Regions from separate parts of the Homo sapiens genome. Here region 1 is linked to region 2. Evidence: read pairs that join two places in POLR2A ChIA-PET (ENCODE). Cell type or tissue: IMR-90. All regions are shown on one strand.

What was found. ChIA-PET counts read pairs that join two places held together with the same protein. Peaks named below come from ENCODE experiments on the same cell type or tissue, not always from the same donor. Only the 100,000 strongest peaks of a DNase experiment are listed, where the experiment ranks them.
Region 1: POLR2A ChIA-PET joins it to region 2 with 6 read pairs; 3 of 35 experiments call an interaction of 5 or more read pairs at or near these places.

Annotation. Positions count from the first base shown.
Region 1 is chr5:56,563,552-56,566,051 of GRCh38, reverse strand. The region is part of intron 1 of C5orf67 (chromosome 5 putative open reading frame 67); the gene reads left to right. Among named protein-coding and RNA genes, the nearest start is that of C5orf67, 41 kb to the left of the region's middle. In IMR-90, no CTCF peak of the experiment used is centred here; a DNase peak (open chromatin) is centred at 1,131; H3K27ac peaks cover 952 bases.
Region 2 is chr5:56,833,923-56,836,422 of GRCh38, reverse strand. All of the region lies in intron 1 of MAP3K1 (mitogen-activated protein kinase kinase kinase 1), which reads right to left. Among named protein-coding and RNA genes, the nearest start is that of MAP3K1, 20 kb to the right of the region's middle. In IMR-90, no CTCF peak of the experiment used is centred here; no DNase peak of the experiment used is centred here.

The DNA.
Region 1 (2,500 bases), 270 kb after region 2:
AATCAGTGCCTGACACATAGCAAATAATAAATATTTGCTGAGTGAATGAGTGAATGAATGGTCTAGCCCCTAATCCCTTGAAGAAAAGAGGAGGGTGCAGGGCAGAGTGATCTTGGCAGGAGGAAGTGAAACCCAAGAGAACACACATTTGCAGCACCATCCCTCAGCCACAGAGTCAGAAACGATCATTTTGCTGGCTCTGAGACCTTCCCAACAACTATTACAAGGGCTCCAGGGAGCAGGTCATTGCACAGACCTTCGCTTTCTACAAAGTAGCCTTGGGCGTGCTCCACATAGTTTAAAGCCTAAGCATCAGTTTTTGCACTGTGTTTGTCAAGGAACAAGACCTGAGTGGAAAGATTGCCAGCTCCCACTGAATGCAAGCTGAAATCATGGTGAGAAAAAAAAATGAGAGGAAAGGATTTAGATGTCTAGACCTTTTCCATTTGGAAATGGGGCTTTTCTCTTGCTCAGTCTTTTCATCATAGAGTCAGAACTTCCTGAGCTTTGCAGATTCCCCGCTCAGGCCTCGCTGCTCCTCATTGGTGCTGCAAAGCTCCTAGGAGTCTGCCTGTCGCTCATTTATAGGAAAAGACCTGAGGCCACCCTTGCAGTTCATTACACACTAGCTGTGCTCTCTGGACTTGGGTTTCCCTGCAAGCCCTTTGCACAGCTCCACTCAGCTTTCCATGATTAGAAGTCCTGTTTGCTGCTTACACCCTTTCACTGTTTACAATAAATAGACTGAGGCACTTAAGGCTTCTCATGCTCCATTAGCTATGCGGATTTGACACAAGGATGGGTGAGACTGGTTGCATAGCATGGAGTTGGGTAATAGGAGAAAATGCACCCCTTCTCCTCCCCTGAGATGAAATTTCAGTTGTTCCCACAGTATGTTTTCATTGTACAGTAGATGCAAGAGCTCCAGCTAGTGTGAGAACCGAGCTCAGATAAGAGAAACACAGTGATGGCACGGTTCCTGCAGGGCTCCCATGCTATTTTCTCAGCATTACGGAAACCCAACAATGTCTAAACAGCTGACCTTGTGGTGTGTTGGTAGGTTTGCACAATTCCCAGGGGTCATATTAGCATATGCATTTCAAGGGAGAGATCAAGTCAACTTTGGAAAAAGCAAGACGTCGGTACATTTAAAACTCACCTTCCATCTACATTCTCCCTGAACCACAAGAGAGCAGTTACTAAAGTATCCCTGGGCATAAGGCACGACTGGGTCACAGTGATGCAAGTAGCTCAATTTGCAGTAGCCCATAGAAGCCTTTTTTTTTTTTTAACTGTCATTGGTCTATTTGCTTTTGTATCTCCCAGAATTTGTTTGGAAATAGCCCCTGGATGCTTCACTGTCTTGCATCAGCCTCTTTATTACTCTGGAAAATATTAGTTAGAGTGGCTCAGTTGCTTGTCAGCAGGGAGTAATCATTCCTCATTAGCTGGGGTGGAGTTCCCTGGTGGTCTTTTAAATTTTTTTCCTATTCATGCAATATCCCCACATCTCCCATCTCATGTTGTAATCTCTCTGGTTACATTAAGCTTGTAGACTTTTCCTAAGTTATTGCTTATAAAGAGAGTATTCAGAAATTGTTTATAAAATAGTTTTTAGTGGAATGTCATGCAATTAGCTCTAATTGTCACCTTTCCAAAATTCCAGGAGACTCAAAGGACATTCTGCTAAAATTCTAGAGACCAGAGCCAGGGCAACTCTTCTCTGGAGTGCCAGCACTATTGTCGGCCCCATCACTAAGGCTATTGACCACCACTATTGTGGCTGTCAGCCACCACCAAGATCACTGAGTAGTCTTCTTCTACTCTCTAAGCCACCTATTAGTTGATAAAGTGGACCAAGTCTTAAAACCTTTATAGAGGAGGAGCTCTGTCTGTTTCAATCAATGTTGAATACCTAGTGCTTAGTACAATGCTTGTTACATAGTAGATGCTCAATGAATATGTATCAAATCAATGAGTAGTTCTCTAGTCTGCGGATTGCCTGTTTTTACTACCGATTAATTTGAAACCACCAAACATGTTTGTTTCTTCTCTTGATTATAAGAATGTGATCTTCTAATACTGTCTTCAGGGATCTACAACATAGTGGTTAAAGTATAAGTTCTTCTAACCTATGGTGTTAGCAATCAGCGTAGTGGTTATCCTTAGTTGGGATGGGGTGAGCGGTAACTGAATAGGGTCCTAATGAGGGCTTCTGGGATGCTGGTAATATTCTGGAAATGGTATGGGCAAGTTTACTTTATGAAAAGTAATTAATCTGCACATTTTTGACTTGAACACTGCTGTATATGTGTGCTATTATTCATTAAGATTTTTACAAAATAAGATCTGGAGCTCATTGTCTAGTTTCATATCCTGGCTATCCACTTTCTAGCTGGATGGCCTGAGACAAGTTATTTAACATTTCCTTTCCTCACTTTCTTCATCCGTAAATCAAGAATAATAATATGCCTATGTTATTTGTTTTTTGTGAAAGAAG
Region 2 (2,500 bases):
CTCTGACATTATTACCAAAAAAAAGGTAATTCCTGAATTACCTTCCCACGTGCACTGCCACACCCATGTCACCAGCACCAAAATTTGACTGGCTGTAGTCAGGTACACATGCTGACCAAGTTGAAATATGGAGAGAGAGTATTTCTATGAGGTATTTAAAAGCGACAATTAGGAAGAGGGTAGACAAACACAAGAGCCACTCAGAGGGCTTGGACGGAAAACAATTCTCTGAACAACCTGGGATAGGGATGGTCCTTTACAGGAACTGCTCACATCAACCTCAGTCGAGTCCACAAACCAAGCAGAAATCATGAAATGGGTTCTGCGCACACTTACAAACACGTTTTTGTTAGAATATTATCTCTCTGAGAGCAGGGATTTGTGTCTGTTTCATTACTGCCATCTTCCTAGTATCTGCATACAGCCAATTCTTTACAAAATTTGATGAGTGAATGTTTTGTTATACCACAAGCTACAATTTAAACAAAGAGAACACAAACATTTCTAACTACAAATTTCCTATTTCAAAGGTATAGCTAGCTTTTCATTAGACTGGCTTCCTATTAACCATCAATTGACCCCCTCCAAGCCGCCATCTCCTTGAGAAATGACATTTCAGAAAAGCATGCTCACTACTTTAACCACAAATAAAACTTTTTCCTCTCTGTGCCATCTCTTCAGCTTGTAAAATTCCCCCCCTTTTTATCTTAAAACAAAAAACCACCAAACCCCAAAATGCTTCATCTTTGCAAACATTCTAGCTTCTATTTCTCTCCCATCTCCCTCCTTCTCCAGGTTTCTCCAGAGTAGCCTAAGATTCCGCACCTCTCCTTCATCCCTCAGTAAAGTACGTCCCACTCCCATCACTCCATTAACCCACGTCCTCTGTAGCCCTCAACCAGCAGCATCCCTACTGCGGACCACTGGCTCCTTGGAAAAAGTCCTCTTCCTACCTTCCTGTCTCCTCTTCCCTGCCTTCCTGTCTCCTCTTCCCTGCCTTCCTGTCAACTCTTCCCTGCCTCCTTGTCTCCTCTTCCCTGCCTTCCTGTCTCCTCTTCCCTGCCTTCCTGTCAACTCTTCCCTGCCTCCTTGTCTCCTCTTCCCTGCCTTCCTGTCTCCTCTTCCCTGCCTTCCTGTCTCCTAACCTGCAGTGGTCTCAGGCTCCTCCATAGGATCCTCTTCAGCTCTTTTCCAGGAAATACTGGCATTCTTCAGGGAGGAAGCTGAGCTAGTATTTCCCTGCTACCCTTTCTAAGGTATGGATGTGATCCTGGGCCTGCCCATCAAGGAATTAAGATTGCCAACAGAACTATCATTCACTTCTCAACCCTTAGCATCTGTGCCAGATTCTAAGCCATCCAAGGTTCAACGGAGCAAAGGTTCCATTGGAGAGAAACACTGGAGGCCATGAAACTTCAAGCCTGCAGGTGGAATTACCACTAATAAGTAATTAACTTGTATAAAATAAGATACTTAATTTTATATCTTATTACTTGTTAAGACTTATTATAATAATATCTAAAATTAAGTATCTTATTTTATACAAGTTATTCTCTTAAAAGCTGTATATAAGTAAAATATACACAACAAAATCATTTTCAGGAGCCTGACACCATCACCCTTATTCTGGCTGGGGTGTCAACTCACATTTTAATTTAAAAGGCTTTCTTAAAGCACAACAATATTTCTCTCATCTTTTTTCTTTCTTTGTTTTGAGATGGAGTCTTGCTCTGTTGCCCAGGCTGGAGTGCAGTGGCATCATCTCAGCTCACTGCAACATCCGCCTCTCGGGTTCAAGTGATTATCCTGCCTCAGCTTCCCGAGTAGCTGGGATTACAGGCACCTGCCACCATGCCCAGCTAATTTTTTGTACAGTACAGACGGGGTTTTACCATGTTGGCCAGGCTGGTCTCGAACTCCTGACCTCATGATCCACCCAAAAGCAAATTAACAGGCAGTATTCAACAAGCTGTCCTCATATCCAGGCATACACATAGAATCCTGTCACATCCAGGTAGAACCTACAACTACTCTTCAGTTTCCTCCAAGAGTTTCTTATGAAATTAGCTACAAGTAATCAATAACTAGCTAGAGAACACAAGAATTAAACTCTCTTTTTATCTCCCCTGGCTCCAGCATTTACCTAGGGCTCACTCAGTTCCTAGCACAGTACATACACATAGGAAAGTATGTCAATAAACAAGTGCTGAGCTAAAGTGACAGTGTTTAAGTTTCCAACCATAAGCAGTTCACATAAAAGACTTATGGGCCAGCAAACTACTACTGAAGAAAAAATAATGGCATGTCAGAGACACAGTTAAGGATAAAGATATTTATCTTGCCTTGAAGGAGATTTCAGTTTTACCTGAGTGACCTTTCTATAAACTAAAAGATAATCTCCTTTGTTGGGAAGGCATAGGGGTCAGGAAGATTACTGAATTCTCTCAGTCACTAAGCTCTTATAATTATCAAAGAAGGTGCCTGCTGAACACAAAATAAA